2 separate regions of the Homo sapiens genome follow, and region 2 is linked to region 1. A link is an interaction called in ENCODE POLR2A ChIA-PET data of the cell type or tissue named here. Cell type or tissue: PC-9. All regions are shown on one strand. Links, peaks and the distances in the headings refer to the core of each region. The heading gives the core; the rest is flanking DNA. Region 1 overlaps BAIAP3 (BAI1 associated protein 3). Region 2 holds the start of UNKL (unk like zinc finger).

Evidence for each region. ChIA-PET counts read pairs that join two places held together with the same protein. Peaks named below come from ENCODE experiments on the same cell type or tissue, not always from the same donor. Only the 100,000 strongest peaks of a DNase experiment are listed, where the experiment ranks them.
Region 2: POLR2A ChIA-PET joins it to region 1 with 60 read pairs; 14 of 35 experiments call an interaction of 5 or more read pairs at or near these places.

Annotation. Positions count from the first base shown.
Region 1 is chr16:1,336,309-1,345,799 of GRCh38, forward strand. It overlaps BAIAP3 (BAI1 associated protein 3), which reads left to right. Exons shown (of 34, transcript NM_001199097.2): 2 at 2,232-2,372; 3 at 2,594-2,681; 4 at 2,856-2,936; 5 at 3,188-3,295; 6 at 4,614-4,673; 7 at 4,821-4,887; 8 at 4,986-5,181; 9 at 5,514-5,558; 10 at 5,678-5,755; 11 at 5,873-5,975; 12 at 6,219-6,326; 13 at 6,411-6,506; 14 at 6,605-6,708; 15 at 7,085-7,205; 8 more. The coding sequence starts at 2,242. Among named protein-coding and RNA genes, the nearest start is that of BAIAP3, 7.4 kb to the left of the region's middle. RefSeq lists enhancers at 2,061-2,910, 5,801-6,349, 7,256-7,305 and a silencer at 6,606-7,065. In PC-9, for the core only: no CTCF peak of the experiment used is centred there; a DNase peak (open chromatin) is centred at 6,823.
Region 2 is chr16:1,399,521-1,414,884 of GRCh38, forward strand. It overlaps UNKL (unk like zinc finger), which reads right to left and starts at 15,184. Exons shown (of 15, transcript NM_001372107.1): 1 at 15,095-15,184; 2 at 14,326-14,535; 3 at 3,648-3,824; 4 at 2,048-2,181. The coding sequence starts at 15,171. UNKL-AS1 (UNKL antisense RNA 1) reads left to right here and starts at 8,874. Exons shown (of 2, transcript NR_188570.1): 1 at 8,874-9,372; 2 at 12,409-12,731. RefSeq lists silencers at 8,652-8,829, 8,708-8,757, 8,808-8,877, 9,148-9,297, 14,179-14,328 and 2 more and enhancers at 14,085-14,659, 14,660-15,234, 15,235-15,364. In PC-9, for the core only: no CTCF peak of the experiment used is centred there; a DNase peak (open chromatin) is centred at 8,791; H3K4me3 peaks cover 910 bases.

The sequences.
Region 1 (9,491 bases), core at 5,292-7,791:
AGCTTCCAGAAGCACTGTACCCAGCCTACCAAGCCCCCCCATCTTTTGGGGGGGAGGCTCACAGGGGAAGGCACTGATAGGTTTGAAGGAGGTGAGTCCCCCCCGCAAGCATTGCCTCTCACAGGGTGGGAGACGCAAACCCTCCTTCCTGTCCTCAGCTCTAGGGTCTGGTCCCGTAAGAGCCTGCACCCAGGGCTCGGGGGCTGGCAGGGACCCTGGAATCAAGACGAGATATCCGGGAATGGTGTCTGAGCTGGTGTGGGTATAGCTTGGGGCTGGTGACCCTGAACCCCCACAGACACAGCAGGGGCCCGGGAGCTGGCTCGACAAAGTCCGTTTGGAACCCACCACTGGCATGGTGTGCTCAGGCCCCCACGCTGCCCACTGAGCTTATGAGTCTAGTGCCACTGTGGGGAGCTGGCCTGGCATGCAGGGCCAACTGTCCGTGAGAGCCTGAGTGGGCGGTAGAACCTGCTGGTCTTCGTTTCCTCTCCTGTCCCGTGAGAATGACTATGCCCTTTGCGAGGGCCAGTGTGCCCAGCCCGGAGGCACCCTCCGCAGGTGGATGAGGGAGCACTGGCAAGGGAAGGGACCCAGACAGCAAGGCCAGGACCCCGGGGGGCTGGGGGAGCGCGGTGTCCTAGAAATCAGAGGCCGGCAAGGCTGGGACAGGAACCCAAGAGTGGGTACCTCTCTTGTGGTGGGGCAGAGGTGGCCTGGCTCTGGGACAGTTTCCATGGAGCGGGGAGGAGACCTCCCTGGGGCTGCTGGGGGGCAGAGGCAGTGCAGAGGTGGAGGGTCTGCACCTGCACCCATGCAGAGGAAGAGGGTCTCAGGAGGCTACGGTGTCTTAGCCATCATCCTACCCCTGTTGAAGGGGGTGTGCAGGGCAGGACCACCCGGCCTTCCTCCCTGACACAGGTGGGCTGGGCGGTGCTGGCTCATGCCTGTAATCCCAGCACTTTGGGAGGCCGAGGCTGGTGGATCACCTGAGGTCAGGAGTTCAAGACCAGCCTGGCCAACATAGCGAAACCCCGTCTCCACTGAAAGTACAAAAAAATCAGCTGGGCTTGGTGGCGGGCGCCTGTAATCCCAGTTACTTGGGAGGCTGAGGCAGGAGAATCGCTTGAACCTGGAAGGCGGAGGTTGCGGTGAGCGGAGACTGCGCCACTGCAACTCACTTGAACCTGGAGGTGGAGGCTGCAGTGAGCTGAGATCATGCCACTGCTCTCCAGCCTGGACTCCATCTCAACAAAACAAAACAAAAAGTGGGTGGGGCCTTCCAGGGGGCTTCCGGGTCTGCCTGGGCCCAGGCTCCGGGCCTTGGCAGAGGGCAGCTCTGTCCCAGCGGTGACATCTGGGCTGCTGCTGCTGCTGCTGCTCCAAGCAGGAGGCTGACAGGTTGGCTCAGTTGTCATGGCAACATGAGGGGAACTGACGCTGGATGGACTGGGAGGGAACTGTAGCCCCTACACCCGGCATTTTCCAGCGGGGCCCGGCTCGCTTCATGTTCTCGTTTGTACCAACTATGGGGAGCAGGCCCTGCTTTGTGGGGACACTGCCCCCCACCTTCTACTGTCCACCTCAGGTTTGCTGACCAGCTCCTGGGGTGAGGAGGGGGCATTGACCCCCGCTGTGCTTGGTGAGCGAGGACCCCCAGGCAGTCCCCTCCAGGGCCTCCTGGCCACATGGGCATCCTCCACCCAGGATGTCAGGGTTCTGGCGAGTTTTTACCTCCTACATAGGAGAGCTGGGTACCTGGCATCCGTCCTGGCCCCAGAGTCGGCACGGGGGCTGGGGGAGCTGAGTGCTGTGGCCCAGATCTTGGTCCTCTTGATGCAGCCCCAGGAAACAGGCGCCTCCTGCTGTGCTGTCGCGGGGAGGGGTGTGGGGGGCGAGTGTGGCAACCGCCTCCCTCGCCAGTGAGACCCCATAAGTCCCTGATGGACCCCCAGCTCTGGGTGGGCACCAGCCCCGCCTTTGACAGCATTTGCTACCTCCTCCCTGAAGCCGCCCTGCAGGGGGCGCAGGGACTTAGCCGGTCACCCAGCAGGTGTGGGGACAGGAGCCCTCACCGCCTGACCAGGTGCCCAGCGCCATCCAGGCTGTGGGTGAGCTCCCAGGCCTCTGCCCCACCTCTTCCCGCCCCACCCCCCCACCCCCCCGCCTGCTGTGGTGCACGGAGGGTTGAGTGGACGACCTGAGGCTGCGGGCTGTGCTCTCTGCTGTAGGTCACCCGCCATGTCGACCTTGCTGGACATTAAGAGCAGCGTGCTCAGGCAGGTGCAGGTGTGCCCGTCCTTCCGCCGCAGGACTGAGCAGGACCCAGGGAGTGCCAGCGCCGACCCGCAGGAGCCTGCCACGGGGGCCTGGTGGGTGCCGAGGGGCCCAGCCCCACACGCCCACAGGGCCATTTCCCGCCAGACTTCACACATGGCCGCCCCTGCCCCAGCACCCCTGGGCGGGAAGGAGGGTCTGCAGTTAGCTGTGCCACACTGTGGATGTCACATGGCCCTTCCTGCCCCTGGAGTCGAGGGTCCCAGGCAGGGGCCAGCGTGCTGAGAGCTGTGAGCTGACCCGGCTCTTTCTCCAGGAAACCCGGGGATGGCGTGGAGTTCTTTGCCCACATGCGCCTCATGCTGAAGAAGGGGGAAGGCAGACAGGGCTTGCCGTGCCTCGAGGTAAGGGTGCCACCCCCAGGGCCCGATACCACAGCCCAGCATGGGGCTCCCCCTTTGCTCCTCCCCGCTCCCTCCTGCCCTCGCTCCCACCTCCTGGGGCACCACCTGTCTTCCCTGCTGCAGGCCTGGGGCTCTCCCTGCCGTCAGAGCCCTCACCCTGGGCCCCACACACAGGTCCCCCTGCGCAGTGGCTCGCCAGCACCCCCGGAGCCTGTGGATCCCAGCCTCGGCCTGAGAGCCCTGGCCCCAGAGGAGGTAAAGGTGGGGGTCGGAACCAGGGGCAGTCGTCTGCAGCGGCTGCTCCCTCAGCCGTTTAGAGGCACCTACTGTGTGCACAGGGTCTGGTGATGGCAGAGAGCCAGGGTGAGTGGGTGGGTGAGTGAGGAGCGGAGGGGCTCCTGGTGCAAAGAGGCAGAGGTGGGGCCTGGGCTCAGGCAGACAGGAGGTGCTGCTGAGGGCTGGGGGCCTGGGACGCGGCACTGTGGCCGCCCTTCCCCCACCTGCAGGTGGAGATGCTCTACGAGGAGGCCCTGTACACGGTGCTTTACCGCGCGGGTACCATGGGCCCTGACCAGGTGGACGACGAGGAGGCCCTGCTCAGCTATCTCCAGCAGGTCAGCCCACCCTGACCCCGACCCAGACCCTGACAGCTTCCCCACCTCAACCCCTTCCCCACCCACTGACACCATCATCACCCAAACAGTATGCAGAATCTCCCCGATCCGTGCACAGCACACAGAGACGGCTGCAGGTGCACACACACACACGCACACAGGCTGCAGGTGCACACAGACACACGCACACAGGCTGCAGGTGCACACAGACACACACACAGGCTGCAGGTGCACACAGACACACGCACACAGGCTGCAGGTGCACACAGACACACGCACACAGGCTGCAGGTGCACACAGACACGCACACAGGCTGCAGGTGCACACAGACACGCACACAGGCTGCAGGTGCACACAGACGCACGCACACACACAGGCTGCAGGTGCATACAGATGCACACGCACACAGGCTGCAGGTGCACACAGACACACGCACACAGGCTGTAGGTGCACACAGACACGCACACACACAGGCTGCAGGTGCACACAGACACAGGCACACAGGCTGCAGGTGCACACAGATGCACAGGCACACAGGCTGCAGGTGCACACAGACACACGCACACAGGCTGCAGGTGCACACAGACACACGCACACAGGCTGCAGGTGCACACAGACACACACACAGGTTGCAGGTGCACACAGACGCATACGCACACAGGCTGCAGGTGCACACAGACACACACACAGGCTGCAGGTGCGCACAGATGCCCAGGCACACAGGCTGCAGGTGCACACAGACACACGCACACAGGCTGCAGGTGCACACAGACACGCACACAGGTTGCAGGTGCACACAGATGCACGCACATAGGCTGCAGGTGTACACAGACATGCACACAGGTTGCAGGTGCACACAGATGCACACGCACACAGGCTGCAGGTGTACACAGACACACGCACACAGGCTGCAGGTGCACACAGACACGCACACACACACACAGGCTGCAGGTGCACACAGACACACACAGGCTGCATGTCTACACAGACACACACACATACATGCACATAGGCTGACAGACGCACCTCGAAGGACGCTCCCGGCTTCCACCTGCATGTGCTCTGAACTCCCCTGTCCTCCCGTGGCCCCCATTCCCACGCATGCACTTGCGTGGCCCTCATCACACCCACCATCTCTGGGCATGCCCAGGCCCCTTGGCACAAACCCTCTGCCGCTGCCTCCCAGGCTTCCCCCAACCCTGCACCCGTGAGGACTGAGGTTGGGTGTCTGTGACGGGCTGAGCCCGAGGTCCCAGCACAGTGGCCAGCCTCGCTTCAGGGGTTGCCTAGGCCCTGCCAACCCAGCCACCCTCCACAGGTGTTTGGCACCAGCCTTGAGGAGCACACTGAGGCCATCGAGCGAGTGAGGAAGGCCAAGGTGAGGCCGCCACTGCCTGGGCAGGCACTGACCAGCACGTGCCTGCGTGGCGGGGGCACGGGGCAAGGCCCTGTCACCTCCATGCTAAGTAGGGCATCTGGGGGGCAGCTCAGCCTCACCAGGCCCCCCACGCCCCTCTGTCCACAGGCCCCCACGTATGCCCTGAAAGTCTCTGTCATGCGTGCCAAGAACCTTCTGGCCAAGGACCCCAACGGTGAGTGGGGACCCAGCAGACCTCGGCTGCGCCGAGGCCTGGCGGCCATGGAGGGCCAGAGGGCGTGGGGCCAGGGCTGAGACGCCTGCCGTGCCCAGGCTTCAGCGACCCATACTGCATGCTGGGCATCCTGCCTGCCTCGGACGCCACGCGGGAGCCCCGTGCACAGAAGGAGCAGCGCTTCGGCTTCCGCAAGGGCAGCAAGCGCGGTGGACCCCTGCCTGCCAAGTGCATCCAGGTCACCGAGGTGAAGAGCAGCACCCTGAACCCCGTCTGGAAGGAGCACTTCCTCTTGTGAGGCCCTCGCCCGTCTGGGTGCGGGAGGGGGGCTCTGCCTGGGGTCCAGAGCTGGGCTGTGCCTGGAGGGTGGTGGCTCGCAGCAGCTCCCGGTCTCTTTGGGGCCGTGTGCCCACTTTCCAGAGGAGAAAACTGAGGCCCAGAGATGGGCGTTGTGCCACCGGGGCCACACGGCTGGCAACACCTGGCGGGATCAGGATTTGGACCTGAACAGCCTGTCTGGAGAGCGGGTGCTTGTGGCCTGGTCCCTGCTGCTTCTGGACTCCCTGACCCCGGCCTGGGCAGAGCCTCGCCGGGGACCCTCATGGGCATCTCTGTTCTCCTTGTAGCGAGATTGAGGATGTGAGCACGGACCAGCTGCACCTGGACATCTGGTACAGGCCCCTGCGCCATGCAGGGCGGCGGGGATGCACACCTTTTGCGGGGGAGCAGGACGGACTCAGGGCCCGGCTGCGGGCTCCAGACAAGCCAGGTCCTCCCCTGTCCCCACCAGGGATCATGACGACGATGTATCCCTGGTAGAAGCGTGCAGGAAGCTGAATGAAGTCATCGGCCTGAAGGGCATGGGCAGGTATGACTGCTGGGACCTTTCTACCCATCACCCGTGCCCTCAGCTTGGTCATGGGGCCCGGCGGGCAGTGGCTCCCCAGGAGCCATCAGCGTGATGCTCACCACCTGTGGTGGCCAGGTACTTCAAACAGATCGTCAAGTCAGCCCGCGCAAACGGGACAGCAGGACCCACCGAGGACCACACCGATGACTTCCTGGGGTGCCTCAACATACCTGTCCGGGTGAGTGGGTGTGGGGTGGGGCTGGTGACACTTAGAGAAGGGCCTGGGGAGTGTCCCAGCCTTCAAGGGGCAGGGCACTGCCTGGAGAAGCTCCTGCTTTTGGGCCTCCACTGAGTGCGCTTGTCACCCTCATTCCCCGGAGAAGGGAAGCCCAGGCCATGTGGTCTCTCCAGGGTCTCACAGAGTCAGTGTGGAAGGGGAGGGGGAGGAGTCTGGTGGGCCTGACCCCCATGCTACCCCCAGGAGGTGCCTGTGGCTGGCGTCGACCGCTGGTTCAAGCTGGAGCCACGCTCCAGTGCCTCGCGTGTGCAGGGACACTGCCACCTGGTTCTCAAGCTGATCACTACGCAGGTGGGGAAAGTGGGCGTCCCCGTCCTCCACCCCCGTCCTTGGGGCGGGGGCAGAGCTGGTGACTGGGTGGGCTCTGCGTTGCAGAGGGATACGGCCATGAGCCAGCGCGGGCGATCCGGCTTCCTGTCCCACCTGCTGCTGCTCAGCCATCTGCTGCGGTTGGAGCACTCAGCAGAGGAGGTAGTGGGTGCGCCTAGGATTGGAACAGCCCGGCAGGGGGCCTGAGGAGGGGATGTGGGGCTGTCCCGCCTCCACCCACGACAGACCTCCTCCCCCAGCCCAACTCCAGCAGCTGGCGAGGAGAGCTCAGCACACCAGCCGCCACCATCCTCTGCCTGCACGGAGCCCAGAGCAACCTGTCACCCTTGCAGCTGGCCGTGCTGTGAGTGGGTGGAGCTACGAGTGGGCGGGGAATGTGGGCGGGCGTGAGCGAGTGGGGCATCGGGGGCCATGCGGTGAGTGGATGTCGTGGCTGGGAGGGTGGGGCAGGGAAAGGGGCGGTGCTGAGTAGGTGGGGCTGCGCTGATTGGGCGGGAAGGGAAGGGGGCGGTGCTACGGGTAGGTGAGGCAGCGAAAGGGGCGGTGCCATGAGTAGGTACGGCAGCGCTAATTGGAGGGCAGGGAAAGGGGCAGTGCTATGAGTAGGCGCGGCAGTGCTGATTGGGTGGGGCAGAGAAAGGGGTAGTGCTGTAGGCGGTGCTGAGTGGGCATGGCAGGGGCGGGGTTCATACCCTTTGACCATGGGCCGGGCCCCACAGGCACTGGCAGGTCAGCAGCCGCCACCATCAAACCTGCACGCTGGACTACAGCTACCTGCTGGGGCTGCTGGAGGACATGCAGGCACACTGGGAAGAGGCTCCTTCACTGCCCCAGGAGCAGGTGGGTGCAGCCGGGACCTTCTTGCCAGCCATGGCGAAGGGAGTGCTGGGGACTGGGGTCGCTCAGTGCCGGTCGGCGAGGGGCAGAGTCCTGCCCGCGTGGGGGTCAAAGACAAATGGACAAACTGTATGACGTGGGCGAGAGCCAGCGCTCTGCAGAAAGGAGACGGGAGACTCGTGGGAGTCACCTCGGGGGGCGGCCAGGACTTAGGACAGGGCTGGGGAAAGCCGCCAAGGTGGCGCCCATCTGAGCGACAGGAGGGAGCGGCCCTGGCAGGACGGACGTGGGAACTGCAGGGGCACAGGCCCTACGTGAGCTGCGTGGGTGGAAACCGAGGCTGGGACAGGCCGTCTGGGACAGGCCGACTGGGCCTGTGGAGGGTGCTGCTCAGAGCAGAGCTGGGCTGACCATGCCCGGGGAAGGGTGTTGCGGGCCAAGGCAGGGAGGATGTTTCTCCTCATCAGTGGCCGGTCGGGGCTGCTGGCACTGAAGGGCCCTGTCCCCACAGGAGGAGAGCCTGGCTGATAGCCTTTCCGCCTTCTCTGAGTTCGGGCTGCAGCTGCTGCGCCAGCTCCGAGACTACTTCCCTGCCACCAACAGCACCGCTGTCCACCGCCTGGAGCTGCTGCTGAAGTGGGTGCAGCGCCGCGTGTCAGCGTGGGTGGGGGCGGCTGGCAGGGCAGGCCCCACGTCAGCGTGCTGCCCCCACCCAGGTGTCTGGGCAAGCTGCAGCTCTTCCAACCCTCCTTTGAGATCTGCCCCTTCGAGTCGGAGCTGAACATGGACATTGCTGCGGCCCTGAAGGTGTGTTCCAAAGCCCAGTGGAGGCCGGCTGCTAAGCCCTCCCTTCCCCTTCCCTGCCTTCCCGTCCCCTGCACCTCTGCACCACGGTCTCTTGCCCACCTCTTCCTCTTCCCTGCAATCCACCATGCTGTCTTGGTGGTGTCTGTTGCAGAGAGGCAACCGTGAGTGGTACGACAGGATCCTGAATGACAAGAGTCCCCGAGAGCAGGTGCAGTTGTGGGGGACCCTGGCCATGAGGGGTACGGGCAGCCGAGAGGTGGGTACGAGCTAGGCTTCCTTGCAGCCAGGACCACAGCGCCTGCCTGGGCTGGTTGTGCTGGCTGACGCCGTCTATGATGACCTTCAGTTCTGCTACAGTGTGTACGCCAGCCTCTTCCACAGGTGGGCCTGGCCCCTCAGTGCTGTCCTGGGGCTGGGGTCGGAGCCAACAGGGCCTGCAGGTGGGGCGCAGGTGGATGAGGTGTGTCCCTTGCTCTGCAGCATCCTCAATGTGGACGTCTTCACCCTGACCTTCCGGCAGCTGGAGCGTCTGGTGAGGAGGGTCCCTGACCCCGGGTGCCTGCCAGGCATGGGGAAGTGGGCAGATGCCCTTGGCTAGGACGGTCCTGGGATTCCTTGCTGCTGGAGGCCTGATCCTGCTGTCCCGGACAGGTGGCTGAGGAGGCGTGGGTGCTGACGGAGGAGCTGAGCCCCAAGATGACCCTGGAGGTGGCCTCGGGGCTCTTTGAGCTCTACCTGACCCTGGCTGACCTCCAGCGCTTCTGGGATAGCATCCCTGGCCGGTGGGTGCCCCGTCCCTATCTCTTGCAGACAGACTTTGGGACCAGGGCCCCAGGACCTGTGAGGGGGACGGTCCTGGAGCTGTGAGCCTGGAACGTGCTGGTTAAGGTGTCTGAGTCAGGGCCGAGCCCTCACAACCCTCCCACCACAGGGACAGCCGCTCTCTGGCCCTGGCTGGCATCCACGCCCCCTTCCTGCCTGCTGTGAAGCTCTGGTTCCAAGTGCTGAGGGACCAGGCCAAGTGGAGGCTTCAGGGAGCCGTGGACATGGACACGGTGACAGCTGCCCTGGCCTGAGGACACTGGGGCTGGTCCAGGCCCCCAGCCTCCCCCGCCTCCCCAGCAACCCCAGCCTCCCCAGCAACCCCCAGCCTCCTCCGCCTCCCCAGCCTCCCCCTCAACCCCAGCCTCCCCGGCCTCCTCCGCAACCCCAGCCTCCCCAGCAACCCCAGCCTCCCCAGCAACCCCAGCCTCCTCAGCAACCCCAGCCTCCCCCGCAACCCCAGCCTCCTCAGCAACCCCAGCCTCCCCCACAACCCCAGCCTCCCCGGCCTCCTCCGCAACCCCAGCCTCCCCCACAACCCCCGCCTCCCCCACCTCCCCAGCCTCCCCTGCCTCCCCAGCAAACCCAGCCTCCCCTGCCTCCCTAGCTGGAGCCCGTGGACGCCTCCTCCAGGCACAGCAGCTCCGCAGCCACTGCTGG
Region 2 (15,364 bases), core at 7,771-10,270, 66 kb after region 1:
GCCACACGGTGCCTGAGCAGCGCGACTGGAAGCAATGCTGGGCAGAGGAGACCAAAGGTGGAAGGACCTGGCTGTCCCCCAAATGGAAGGGGCTGCAGGAGGACTTGGGGAGCGCAGACACACGCCACGGCACACGCTGATGTCAAAGGACTCGCGCTCCATGAGGGAAGCCGGGCCAGAAGGCCACGTGGTGTGATTCTGTTTATGTGAAAATGCCCAGAACTAGGGAACCCACAGAGACGGAGTGGAGCCGAGACCACCAGGGCTGGGAGGGAGTCCTGCTGTGGGTGTGCGGCTTCCTTGCTGGGGGATGAAAATGTTCTCCAACTAGAGAGAGGTGATGTGTGCACAGCTTTTGAGAATATGCTAAAATCCAGAGACATGCACACCCCGAAATGCCGCATGGTGAGCCTCATGCGCACCACAGCCTCTGGGTGACAAGCACACATCAGTGTGGGTTCACTGTTGGTAAAGAGCGTACCTCGCAGTGCAGGAGGTGCACGGCAGGGGAGGCTGAGGGGGCAGGGGGTGTTTGGGAAATCTATTTTTCTACTCAGTTTTGCTGTGAACCGGAAACCGCTCTAAAAAATAAAGCCTATTTTTAGAAGTCATTCACTGGGCCGGACGTGGTGGCTCACGCCTGTTATCCCAGCACTTTGGGAGGCCGAGGTGGGTGGATCACAAGGTCAGGAGTTCAAGACTTGCCTGGCCAACACAGTGAAACCCCGTCTCTACTAAAAATAAAAAATTAGCCGGGCATACTGGTGCCTGCCTGTAATCCCAGCTACTCAGGAGGCTGAGGCAGGAGAATTGCTTGAACCTGGCAGGCGGAGGTTGCAGTGAGCTGAGATTGTGCCACTGCACTCCAGCCTGGGTGACAGAGCGAGACTCCATCTCAAAAAAAAAAAAAAAAAAAAAAAAAAAAAAAAAAAAAATCGCTGCCATACGCAATGTCCAGAATACACAAATTCACAGAGATGGGATGCAGGCCAGTGAGTGCAGGGACCAGGGAGGGGATGGGGAGGAACTGCTCATAAGCAGGGGGGTTCCTTCTGCAGGGATGGAATGTTCTGGAACTAGAGAGAGGTGGCAGCTGCACAACACTGCAGACGTGCTAAATGCCACTGGACTGTACACTTAAAAATGGTGCATTTTATGTTGTGTGTATTTTACATTTTTTTTTTTGAAACGGAGTCTCACTCTGTCACCCACACTGGAGTGCAGTGGCGTGATCTTGGCTCACTGCAACCTTCACCCCCCGAGTTCAAGAGATTCTCCAGCCTCAGCCTCCCAAGTAGCTGGGATTACAGGCGCCCACCACCACAACCGGCTAATTTTTTGTATTTTTAGCAGAGACATGGTTTCACCATGTTGGCCAGGCTGGCCTCAAACTCCTGACCTCAAGTGATCTGCCCGCCTCGGCCTCCCAAAGTGCTGAGATTACAGGCGTGAGCCAGTGCTCCCAGCCTTACCACGTTTTTTTTCAAATCAAAATCTCCCCTGCATATAACCTCATCTGTGTGCCAGCCAGGAATGCAGGTCCCCCAGCCCCGAGGGACAGCCCCCTGGTCCATATGTTTCTGGCCAAGCTCAGGGATTTGAAAGCTGCTGTCTAGAGCACCACCCCAGAGAGGCGCAGGGCTGGGGGCTCTGCTGGGCATCCTGGTGGGTGCCTGGTGGGCTGGGGGCTCTGCTGAGCATCCTGGTGGGTGCCTGGTGGGCGCCCCGGCTCTGGGACAGGACGCCTCACGAGTTCCGGTGGGAGTTGTGCTACCTCCTCGGCCACTTGGTCAATGGCTGGCCCCACTGAGATGCCAGTTGCCGCAGAGATTCAGAGCAGGTGCGGGGGAAGGCGCCTGGGCCCAAATCCCACTCGGCACCCACCCCCTGTTGGGGAGGGCTTGGTATTGGACTCCACGAGCCTCGGTTTCCCCATCTGATCACCTTGCACGTAAACTGAAAGGCACAGGGAACCAAGTGGCCCGAGCTGTTCTCGCGCTGTGCCCGCCCCCCCCACCACCGCCCTCAGCTGCGGCCGTGGAGTTACCTTGCCACCGGGGGTCCTCGCTCAGGATCTTCTCAATCATGGCCTGGCTGGCCAAGACCCCAGGCTGCAGATCCGGGACCCCTTCCCCGCCGCCCAGCTGGCCGTTCTGCAAGGCTTCCTGGGCCTGCAGCTCCCTGCAAGCCGAGGACACAGTGGTCACAGCTCTGCATCTGGAGCCTCCAAAGCTGAAACGAGGTCACTGGAGGGCACGCTCCCCTCCCACCACTGCACAGAGAGGCTGCTGCCGAAGGGTTCAGGACGGAGTCTCAGTGTGTGGCGCTCCGCTGTCCTGGCCCGCAGTCCTCATCCAAATCCCAACCACTTCATTTTGTTTGCTTTGTCTTGTTTGAGACAGGGTCTGGCTCTGTCCCCCAGGCTGGAGTGCAGTGACGCAATCACAGCTCATTGCAGTCTCCATCTCCCGGGCTCAAGCGATCCTCCCACCTTGGCCTCCCAGAGCACTGGGATTACATGTATGGGCCACTATGCTCAGCCCCACCCAAGTAAGAGCGGAGTTTTGTGTGGGCAGGATTCGCTTTTCTGCAGCCCCAGACCATGTGCTGAGTTCGTTCTCCTGGAAAGCAGCAGTGCCTCACGGCCTCAACCCCAGTGAGCTGCCCTCCGGACCCAGAAGAGAAACACACAGTGAGAAGAGCTGAAGGACTGTCTGCCCCAGACTGTGTGCTGAGTTCGTTCTCCTGGAAAGCAGCAGTGCCTCACAGCCTCAACCCCAGTGAGCTGCCCTCCGGGCCCAGAAGAGAAACACACAGTGAGAAGAGCTGAAGGACTGTCTCATTAGAAATAACATCCAGAGGCCAGGTGCAGCGGCTCACGTCTGTAATCCCAGAATTTCAGGAGGCCGAGGCGGGCAGATCATGAGGTCAGGAGATGGAGACCATCCTGGCTAACACAGTAAAACCCTGTCTCTACTAAAAATACAACAAAATAACCCAGGCATGGTGGTGTGCGCCTGTAGTCCCAGCTACTCGGGAGGCTGAGGCACGAGAATGGCGTGAACCCAGGAGGTAGACGTTGCAGTGAGCCAAGATCACGCCACTGCACTCCAGCCTGGGTAACAGAGCGAGATTCCATCTCAAAAAACAAAAAAAGAAAAGAAAAGAAAGAAATAACATCCAGAGGCCAGGCGCAGTGGCTCACTGTAATCCCAGCACTTTGGGAAGCCAACGTGGGTGGATCACAAGGTCAGGAAATCGAGACCATCCTGACTAACATGGTGAAACCCCATCTCTACTAAACATACAAAAAAAAAAAAAATTAGCTGGGCGTGGTGGTGGTCACCTGTAGTCCCAGCTACTCGGGCAGCGGAGGCAGGAGAATGGTGTGAACCCAGGAGGCAGGGCTTGCAGTGAGCTGAGATCGCGCCGCTGCACTCCAGCCTGGGTGACAGAACGAGAATCCGTCTCAAAAAAAGCAAAAAAAGGACTAACATCCAGACTCAGAAAGAAATTCTGGAGGAGAGAGATTTGGGCCAGCAGAGCCTGCAGCAGCAGGGAGGCGAGCCACTTGCCGAGTTCCTGCTCATCCAGCAGAGCCCACAGCAGCAGGCAGGCCAAGTGCCCACTCGTGGATGCCCACTCACCTGACGTCACACACGGGCGGCCGCAGGTCCAGGGGGCCGTGCGCGAAGGCACAGTGCAGCCCATTCTTCACGCAGTGGCCACGTGCGTCTGTCTCGTGGATGCAGGTTCCTGTTTTGTAGTAACGCAGGTGGTACTTGCGTTCTGTGTCCCCCGTCGTCCGGTGCAGGTAGGGACACCTGGGGAGCAGAGAGGCACGCAATGCCTGGTTATCATGGACCCAGAGGCAGCCCTAAGCTCCCTGGGTCCACGCCCTGTCAGCACGTGGCAAGCAGTGAATTCCCTTCCCTTCTTCCAGATTCCTGTTCTAATCAGAAGGACGGACACACTGGACGCAGCACCTGTCCCCAAATGTGGAACCGCCCAGGTACACAGACCACCGCAAACCCCCAGTCAACCAGTCAAACACAGTAAGAAACACAGACCATCGCAAACCCCCAGTCAGCCAAACACAGCAGGAAACACAATGCTGAATTTCCACAAAGCTCATCCTTCCTAATGTTCCAAATAAACCTTTAAACCTGTGTGGGAATGAGAGTTCATGCCCTGCACGCAGGCTGCGTCACCTTCCTTACCCGTCGCAGTCACAAAGTGGGGGCCCCTCCTGCCCAGCGTCCTGCTGCTTTCAGGGACCCCAGGAGGGAGGTAGGGGAGGGAACAAGCACAGGGCCCTGGACGCGGCTTGGGGGACACGAGGGGGATGGGCAGAAGAGGCGGCAGATGGCGTGGTGGGGAACACAGGTGAGGTAGCATCACCATCCCATGGGCCACCTGCAGGCCCAGAGCCATGCTCCTGGGGAGTCACAGGCAGCTCCTGAAGCACGATGGGGTGCAGTGGAGAGGGGAAGCAGCTGCCAAGGCTCAAGTCATAGGCAGGCAGCAGCGACGGAGACAAGGAGACGACACAAACCGCTCTGGCATTCCTGGGCGCCTCCAGGTAGGTCACTCCAGAAGGAGGCAAAGGGACGCACAGAGGACCCTGAGTCATCAATGGTGTCGAGCCCTGGCTGGTCACAGAATCACCCTGAGTGGCCCAAGGGCCAAGGCAGAGGATGACATGGGCCGTCACTGCAGGCCCCCAAATGTAAGGACTGAAACCTTCACCTCCAGCTCCAACTGGGGAGCTCCGTGAGGGCCCCGCCCACCTCACTGTGCACAGGGCTGCAGCCTGGGCACTAGGAGCTCCAGCCAGGGATGGCTGGGGACCAAGAGCGATTCAGCAACACCAGGTCTAGCCCCATCCTCTAAGGTCAGGAAACAGAGACACAGAGTTCAGAGAGGCCGACCCAGGCTCCGCTGGGCACCTGTGATGTGCCAGACACTGAAAGCTGAGGGTCGACAGAGGCAGAAGAAGGGGTGCCTGGCTGGCTCTCAGGGTCCCCAGGAGCCAGCCAAGCAAAAGTCAAATTACAACGCTACCTTGGTACCCAGCGATCCTGCTCCTAAGTACACATCCAAAAAACCTGGAGGCAGGGTCTTCAGGAGACACCTGCACACCCATGTTCACAGCAGCGTCATTCGCAAGAGCCAAGAGGCAGAAACCACCCAAGTGGGCGCCAATGGAGTCAATAAGGAAAGCGCGGGCTTCCATCCACACAACATGGTTAATGCGGGCTTCCATCCACGTGACGGGGTACACGCAGGCTTCCGTCCACAAGACAGGGTAAACGTGGGCTTCTATCCACACAATGGGGTAAACGCGGGCTTCCAGCCACACAGTGGGGTATTTTTCAGACTTAGAAGGAAGGACTGGCACACTGGCTGACATCTGTAATCCCAGCACTTTGGGGGGCAGAGACAGGAGGATTGCTTGAGGCTAGGGGTTCAAGACTAGCCTGGGCAACATGGTGAGTCCCCATCTCTACAACAAATTTAAAAATTAGCCCGGCGTGGTGGTGGACACCTGTGGTCCCAGCTACTTGGGAGGCTGAGGAGGGAGGATCGCTTAAAGCCCAAAAGGCCAAGGCTGCAGTGAGTCGTGATTGTGCCACCACACTTCAGCATGGGCAACAGAGCAAGACCCTGTCTCAAAAAAAAAAAAAAAAAAAAAAAAAAAAAGGAGGCGAGGAAGGAAGGGAGGGAGGGAGAGGAAAGAAAGACAGGGAGGGAGGGAGGGAGAAAGGAAGGAAGGCAGGCAGCCAGCCAGGCAGCTGGGTACAGTGGCTCACGCCTGTGATCCCAGAACTTTGGAAGGCCAAGGCGGGTGGATCACGAGCTCAAGAGTTCAAGACCAGCCTGGCTGGTCTACTAAAAATACAAAATTTAGCCGGGCATGATAGCAGGCGCTTATAATCCCAGCTACTCGGGAGGCTGAGGCAGGGAATTACTTGAACCCGGGAGGCGGGGGTTGCAGTGAACCGAGATCGCGCCACTGTACTCCAGGCTGGGTGACAAGGGCAAAACTCCATCTCAAAAAAAAAAAAGAAACTGGAAAAAGTTTTAAGAAAATGCCTTACTCTTACGGACACCTAGGAGGTGAGAGGGAATACCTAAGAGAAAGCACAGAGCCATTGCTCACGGATGCCCAAGGAGGGGACGCACGAGCCCCCGGGGGTCGGGTGACAAACACGGTTCTCAAACTCATCCGAGACAATCAGTGAGCAGAGCCACGTGATTACACCCAGCACATGGGCACCGCTCTGCCTCACGCTCCAATGCCCTGGACCCACCGAGACCAGAGGATAGGAGGCAGCCAGATCCTGGAGTGCAAGAAGCTGCCCTTCCCTCAGGAAGCTCTCACCTGAACCCAAGGAGGGTCCACCAGACCCCCTTAACACATTCTCGAGACTGCGAGCCACATGCATCAAAATCACCTAGGAGGCCCGTGGCCCATGTGGTCCCCCCAGCTGGTGTGGACGAGGCCCGTGGATCTGCACTGCCGGCTGGTTCCCAGGGAACGTGCGAGAACCACCGGGCTTAGGAGACAGGCAGTGTACACGACTCCCTTCCAGCTTAAGGACGCAGGCATAGGTGGGGGGCCCAGAGCACAGCACTGAAACAGCTGGGGGTGATGGGAGGAACAGGCGTACTCCCATGCCGGGCTATATTGCTAATTTTTTTTTTTTTTGAGACAGAGTCTCACTGTTGCCCAGGCCGGAGTGCAGTGGCACAATCTCAGCTCACTGCAACCTCTGCCTCCTGCGTTTAAGCGATTCTCCTGCCTCAGCCTCCCGAGTAACTGGGATTACAGGCACCTGCCACCATGCCTGGCTAATTTTTGTATATTTAGTAGAGACAGGGTTTCACCATGTTGACCAGGCTGGTCTTGAACTCCTGACATCAGGTGATCCGCCTGCCTTGGCATCCCAAAGTGCTGGGATTACAGGCGTGAGCCACCGCGCCCGGCCTAATTTTTTTGTAGAGACAGAATCTTGCTGTTTCCCAGGCTGGTCCCAAACTCCTGGGCTCAAGCGATCCACTTGCCTAGGCCTCCTGAAGTATTTGGACTGCAGGTATGAGCCACTGCACCCGGATGCCTCTGAGTTTTAAAGACTGCTCGCACGTCCCAGGCCGGCCGTGGGCTTTCCTCTTGCTCCCAAAGCCCAAGCTCATCATGAGATCAGTTTAAACAGCAAATTCTACACACCCTGAAGTGAGTGGAACTTTCACCTACGCCTTAGGTCCTAAGGCATTCAACATTTTAAAATTAAATATTGCAAGAGGATCTTTTAATAGAAAGATCAGACTCCTGGCCGGGCACAGTGGCTCACGCCTGTCATTCCAGAACTTTGGGAGGCTGAGGCAGGTGGACCACCTGAGGTCAGGAGTTAAGAGATCAGCCTGGCCAACATGGTGAAACCCCATCTCTACTAAAAATACACACATACACAAAAATTAGTTGGGCATGGTGGCGCACGCCTGTAATCCCAGCTACTCGGGAGGTTGAGGCAGGAGAATCACTTGAACCCGGGAGGTGGATGCTGCAGTGAGCCGAGATCGTGTCACTGCACTCCAGCCTGGGTGACAGAGGGAGACTCGATCTCAAAAAAAAGAAAGAAAGAAAAAAAAAAGATCAGACTCCAGACCCGCCAGATACAAGCAGCAACAGTTAATCTTAGAAATGGATACTTGGAAAAGTTTCTCCTCCCACCAGTTACTCACAGAATGCACAGTGGAGACCCAGCTAGGCACACCCCGGACCCATCCAGACAGGAGTTCTGCACCTGCCGGACGACAGAGGCCTGGGGAGGCGCACAGGGCAAGCGGGAAGTGTCAGGTCTGTCAGGTGACACCGCCAAACAGAGCTCTGGAAAGAAGACAGAGGCCGGGCGCAGTGGCTCATTCCTGTAATCCCAGCACTTTGGGAGGAGAGGTGGGTGGATTACTTGAGCCCAGGAGTTCGAAACCAGCAAGACCCCACCCCTACAAAAAATACAAAAATTCAGCTGGGCGTGGTGGTGTGCGCCTATGGTCCCAGCTACTTTGGAGGCTGAGGTGGGAGGATCACTTGAGCTCAGGAGGTTGAGGTTGCACTGAGCCAAGATCACACCACTGCACTCCAGCCTGGGCGACAGAGTGAGGCCCTGTCAAAAAAAAAAAAAAAAGGACAAACCTGTGTCTGTGTGTCAATCTGGAAAAGTGGCACCACAGGAATGGGGCAAGCCTGTTTTTTCTGAGAACGAGACCCAGGGTGGCTGCAGGGCCACAGTGCAGGAGCGCTCTTCTGGACAGGGGTGGGCTGGCAGATGGCCACTCGTTCTGTGGCTACACAGCTGCAGGCCACGTGTATTTTTTTTTCCCAATGAAAATGGGCCTAGAGGCTGGGCATGGTGCCTCAGGCCTGTAATCTCAGGACTCTGGGAAGCCTAGGCATATGGATCGCTTGGGTACTCCGGAGGCTGAGGCACGAGGATCAGCTGAGTCCAGGAGGCAGAGGTTGCAGTGAGCCAAGATCGAGCCACGGCACTCCAGCCTGGGAGACAGAGCCAGACCCTGGCTCAAAAGAAAAACAAAAAAAAGATGGACCCTGGAGAGGCCCGGGGTCCCGCGGGGCGCCTTTTCTATTTCTTTACCGCAATCTGTTTAAAGAGAAAAGCAAGCGCCTGCCCCTCAGCTACACCCCCGGGGCCTCAAGGCCACGCCCACATGGGAGCTGCCCCCCCCCCCAACGACCAGGACGGTTCCCACGGGGGCGGGGCTTCACACGTGACCCGGGACAGCCAATCGCGGGCGCGCAGCGGAGGGGCGTGTCGCGCGGAACAAAAGGCCTTTCCCGAGCGGGGCGGGGCGGGGCCGAGATCACGCTGATGCCCACAGGACCGGCACGGCGTGGGGTGCAACAAGGGGCAGCCACCCACCTAGGAAAGGGTGCACAGTGGGGGCACCCACGGGGGCAGGCACCGGAGGGGGTGCCCACAGAGGATAGAGGACGCCGAGAAGTGACCTGGGGAGCCATAGGATGAGGAAGAGAGAAGAGATGACAGCAGGGGCTGTAGGAGGTCACCCTCCACGGAGGGAGGGGTGACGGCAGAGGCGTCCGCAGGAGCTGGTACCGGTGGGGCTGCCCCCAGGGGGGGCTGACAGAGGCAGCAACTGAGCAGGCAGGGGTGGAGCGAGGTGCCAGCCTGCCGTGGAAAGGAGACGCCAGCAGCGGGGGGCCCTCCTGGGGTCCCAGTCCTGCTCTGCCCCACAGCTCAGCCCCAGCACCTCCAGCCACAACCAAGAGCAACGCCTGATACGGGCTAAGGGTCTCTGCTCTCTGATACACATTCATGTGTAAAATAACAGGTTGGTAGTATCAACACCCAAAATAGAAATTTCTTTTTTTTTTTTTTTGAGTCTTGCTCTGTCGCCAAGGCTGGAGTGCAGTGGCGCGATCTCGGCTCACTGCAACCTCCGCCTCCCACGTTCACGCCATTCTCCTGCCTCAGCCTCCCAAGTAGCTGGGACTACAGGTGCCCGCCACCATGCCCAGCTAATTTTTCTGTATTTTTAGTAGAGACGGGGTTTCACCATGTAGGATGGTCTCGATCTCCCGACCTCGTGATCTGCCCGCCTCGGCCTCCCAAAGTGCTGGGATTACAGGCGTGAGCCACCGCGCCCAGCCAAAATAGAAATTTTAAAAACCAATGAACTAAAGAAAAGGAAGGCCCTGTCCTTATTCTGAACGTTCCTTTATTTACAAATTCCGAGGCAACCCTTAATGAGAACCAGAACGGGTACTTCAATAGGACAAACTGGCTATTCCCTTTGTTCAGCGATGAGAAAGTCCCACTCCCGTGGAATGAAGGATAATTATGGAGGAGAGATCTCAGGGGAGGCAGCCTGTCAGACACTTCCTAAAGGGCCGGTCGAAGCAAGTCATTCACACGCTACAAACAAAATCTTAAATAAAATAAGGAAATTTCCTTACTATGTGTGCATATACCCAGGTATCCAAAACAAAACACCAAACAGGCATCTTAGCCCCACTTACCACCCTCAATTATAAACTGTAAGCCATTCAGACAGCAGGCTAATATTTTTGTAATGATGTTATGGAACTGCTACTTGAGCACAGCTTGAAGTGACCACCTAGAGGCAGGCGCTTACTACAGCACTGTCCATCCCTGTAAGAACTGGATACCACCCTGTGCCTAGCAGTGAGGCTGAGTCCACACCAAGACACCCAGACTCCGCAACAAAAACTTATGAGGCCGGGCGCGGTGGCTCATGTCTGTAATCCCAGCACTTTTGGAGGCCAAGGCTAGCGGATCACCTGAGGTCAGGAGTTCAAGACCAGCCTGGCCAACATGGTGAAACCCATCTCTACTAAAAACACAAAAATTAGCCAGGCATGGTGGCACACGCCTGTAATCCCAGCTACTCAGGAGGCTGAGGTACAATAATTGCTTGAACCCAGGAGGCAGAGGATACAGGAGCCCAGATCGCACCACTTCACTCCAGTCTGGTAGATAAAGCGAGAGCGAGACTCCATCTCCAAAAAAAGAAACAGTTATGAAAAGATGCTTTCTCGCCGGGTGCAGGGCTGCACACCTGTAATCCCAGCACTTTGGGAGGCTAAGGTGGGAGGACTGCTTAAGTCCGGGAGGTCGAGGCTGCAGTGGGCTGTAATGGCACCACTGCACTCCAGCCTGGGTGACAAAGCAAGACCCTGTCTCAGAAAAAAAAAAAAAAGAGAGAAAAAGATGCTTTATCTTTATGCATTAAAAGCATCACCTGGCCAGGCACGGTGGCCCATGCCTGTAATCCCAGCACTTTGGGAGGCCGAGGCGGGTGGATCACCTGAGGTCAGGAGTTCGAGACCAGCCTGACCAACATGGAGAAACCCCATCTCTACTAAAAATACAAAATTAACCGGGCGTGGTGGCACATGCCTGTAATCCCAGCTACTTGGGAGGCTGAGGCAGGAGAATCGCTTGAACCCGGGAGGTAGAGGTTGCGGTGAGCCGAGATCACGCCACTGCACTCCAGCCTGGGTGACATAGAGTGCTGCCAATCAGTGCCCTGTATTCAACACTGGAGTGGGGTCAGACAGGCTGGGTGCTCGTCTTCACACTTCCAGGACCCCCACACCAGAGTTAAGCAGCAGTGGCCCTACTTGCAACTCAGGATCCCAGGTCTGGGCAGATAAGGGGCTTGACCAAGGGAAATCAGGGGCTGAGCCCAGACATCAACTAGACAAATACCTGCCTTTGAAAGCCCCATTTGCGGAAAACAGTGGCTTAAAAACCAATTCAATTATGCACTTTCAGAACCGCCTTGAAGTACATCACCATCCTAACCAAAATGGGCTGACTACATTATTTCAAGTTTAGGCATCAACCTGCCTTAACAACACTATGGCCGGGTGTGGTGGTTTGCACCTATAATCCCTGCACGTTGGAGAGGCCAAGGTGGGAAGATCGCTTGAGGCCGGGTAACACAGCGAGACTCCATCTCTACAAAAAAATTAAAAATGAGCCGAGGTGTGTGGTGGCTCACACCTGTAATCCTAGCACTCTGGGAGGCTGCGGTGGGAGGATCTCTTGGGTCCAGGAGTTTGAGACTGAGACCAGCCTGGACAATGTAGCAAAACCCCTTCTCTACTAAAAATACAAAAACAATTAGCCAGGCGTGGTGTAGAGAGTCTATAGCTCCAGAGGCTGAAGTGGGAGAATCACTTGAGCCCAGGAGGTAGAGGCTGCAATGAGCTGAGATCGTACCACTGCACTCCAGCCTGGGCAACCAGAGTGAGACTCGGTCTCAAAAACAAAATAATAAATAAAATAAAATAAATTAGCCAGGAGTGATAGAGCACTCCTGTGGTCCCAGCTGCTCAGGAGGCTGAGGCAGGAAGATGGTTTGAGCCCTGGAGGTTCAAGTTGCAGTGAGCCGTGTTCATGCCCCTGCACTCCAGCCCAGGGCACAGAGCAAGACCCTGTCTCAAAAAACAAAAACAGCCGGGCGCGGTGGCTCATGCCTGTAATCCCAGCACTTTGGGACGCCGAGGCGGGCAGATCACGAGGTCAGAAGTTCAAGACCAGCCTGACCAACATGTAGAAATCCCGTCTCTACTAAAAATACAAAAATTAGCTGGGCGTGGTGGCACGCGCCTGTAATCCCAGCTACTCGGGAGGCTGAGGCAGGAGAATCGCTTGAACCTGGGAGGCGGAGGTTGCAGTGAGCTGAGATGGCGCCACTGCACTCCAGCCTGGGTGACAGAGACTTCGTCTCAAAACAAAAACAAAACAAACACTATTTAACTAATGTACAATTAAAAACATTTCAGTATTTAAAGTTTCTAGCGTCCTTAAAAAAAATTTTTTTTAATTTATCGCCTAGGCTAAGCACTGTTGAAAAAATAAAGGAAAACAGACTTCACAAGGATCTCCGTGCTGAAAGCAGCCTTCAACAGGAAGGTCCCTGGAGAATCAGCTCCTTCCAAAAGATCAGGGGATGAAGACTTCAAGACCGCAACTGCTGCTGTCTCACCCCTAGGCAGGAATGGACCACCCTCCGCCCTCCACCCTCCGCCAGCAGCCCACAGGAAGCAAGTAGAACCTGATACCACCTCCCGCCAGTCTGTGAATATATAATCTGACTTGTATTTTCCCTGTTTTCCCATTTTGCATACTTCAGAATAAAGACATCTGTTCATAACACTATTAGGAACCTTGTAAAAAAAGAAAAAAATCAACCAAAACAAAACCTTGATTTCTTAACTTTAAAAGTGCTACATAGGGGCCAGGCGTGGTGGCTCACGCCTGTAATCCCAGCACTTTGGGAGGCCAAGGAGGGAGAATCACCTGAGGTCAGGAGTTCGAGACCAGCCTCGCCAACATGGCGAAACCTCAACTCTATTAAAAATACAAAAACTTAGCTAGGCGTGGTGGCGGGTGCCTGTAATCCCAGCTATTCAGGAGGCTGAGGCAGGTCACTTAAACCTGCACAAGGCAGAGGTTGCCGTGAGCCAAGATCAAGTCACTGCACTCCAACCTGGGTGACAGAGCGAGACTCAGTCTCGATGCTACATAAATGAGCCTGCACATAAAAACTTTACTGTCTTAAAATTAAAATAAATACGTAAACATCAAGAGACGAAACATCCCAGATATATTCTACAGCGTGAATATTCTAACAAGCTCTCTGTGTGGAAAGCAACCGACCACTACAAAACGCTTCAAAACCTGGCCGGGCGCAGTGGATCATGCCTGGAATCCCAGTACTTTGGGAGGCCAAGGAGGGAGGATCGCTGTGCCCAGGAGGTTGAGACCAGACCAGGCTACAGCAAGAACCCTGTCTCTATAGAAACACAAAACAAGGCACTTGGCCAGAGGTTGGTTCTCATGCAGGAACTGTGTCAAATCAGAGTGGGAAACAGCTAGGCACAGTGGCTCACACCTGGAATCCCAGCACTTTGGGAGGCTGAAGCAGGAGGATTGCTTGAGCCCAGAAGTTCAAGACCAGCCTGGGCAATGTAGTGAGACCCCATCCCTACAAAAACTATGCAAAATTAGCTGGCATGGCATGAGCCTGTAGTCCCAGCTACTTGGGAGGCTGAGAAGGGAAGATCACTTGAGCCTAGGAGTTGGTGGCTGCAGTGAGCCGTATCCTATCATTGCACTCCAGCCCCAGCGACAGAGCAAGACCCTGTCTCAAAAAAAAAAAAAAAAAAAAAAAAAAAAAAAAAAAAAAAGTGGGGCCGGGTACGGTGGCTCATGCCTGTCATCCCAGCACTTTGGGAGGCCGAGGTGGGTGGATCACCTGAGGTTGGGAGTTCGAGACAAGCCTAACCAACATGGAGAAACCCTGTCTCTACTAAAAATAAAAAATTAGCTGGGCATGGTGGCACATGCCTGTAATCCCAGCTACTCCGGAGGCTGAGGCAGGAGAATCACTTGAACCTGGGAGGTAGAGGCTGCAGTGAGCCGAGATCATGCCATTGCACTCCAGCCAGAGCAACAAGAGTGAAACTCCGTCTCAAAAAACAAACAAAAAAAAGTGGGAGGTGAAGCAAAATTGGTTTGAGTCACACAAGGGTTACCCCTAAAACACACATAATCCCTCGGGAACTGGCCTGAGAATAGGAAATGCCGCCCCAGCATCCCTGGTCACTAGAAAATTTCAGCGTATAATTACGACTCCCTCTGCAGGGGCCAGGTATGGACACTAAGGCGTCCGCTGAGGGTCCCGGCCGCATCCCCGGGTGGAGGCCCCCCACCTCCGCCCAGGCAGCGGCGCCCCCTCGCGGCCGCTTACTCGTCGCCGTCGGGGCACACGCCGGTGGCTTCGTTGTACTTGGAGCAGTACACGTCGGGGCTGTAGTTGAAGGTGCCGTCGCGCCTGCGGAGGGGCCTGCGGCGCCGCTGGTTGAGGAAGTGCCAGTGGAAGCAGGTGAACGGCCGGTGCTGCGCGCACTTGTGCTGTGAAAACAGGGGGCACTGCTCCGTCCTGAACTCCTTCAGGTACCTACAAACACAGACAGCGCCGCGGCTCGCTTCCGGCAGCACCTCCAGGGACTCGGACTCGTGGGCGGCGGGACCCACCGGCCTCAGGAGCCTCAACCCAGGGTCGACCCGTACTCACATTCCCGGCGGGCCCCAGGCGCTGCGCCCACCCCCATCCCGACTCCAGACGCGACCCTCACCCGACCTCGTAGCCCAGGCGCTGACCCTGGTCCCCAAGCCCAAGCGCCACCCCGGACCCTGGGCGACCCGCTGTGACCTCACGGTCGGCAGCCGGAGCAGAGGGTCCCGGTCCCCGAGCCCAGGCGCAACCCCCAACCCCGGGGCGTTCCTCCCTCCCCAGAGGCGCGTGGACCCCGGAACCAGGTGCCATCCCAGACCATGGGCGCCGCGCTCCGACCTCAGGCGGAGGCCGCCGAGAGCAGAGGGTCGTGGCCCCCCCAGCCCAGGCGCTGCGCGGAGGCCGGGGGGCGCGGGGGCGGCGGAGGCGGCGCGAGCCCCGGCGGGAGGCTCCGAGCTGCACCGGGCGCGGGCGGGGGGCCGCAGGCCGGACGGGCGCTGACCTGTAGTGGGTCGGCTTCTCAGTCTGCGGGGGGGACCCGCTCAGCGCCGCTGCCGCCGCTTTCGAAACCGACGGCATTTTCAGTCAAAACAATGCAGCGCGCATGCGCCGCGCCGGCGCCCCCGCCCCCGGATATCCCCGCGCGCCCCCGCGGCCACGCCCCCCGCGGCCCCGCCCCCAGCCCGCAGACCCCGGCCCCGCCCCAGCCCCGCGCCCCCCGCAGCCCCGCCCCCGGCCCGCAGACCCCGCCCCAGCCCCGCGCCCCGCCCTG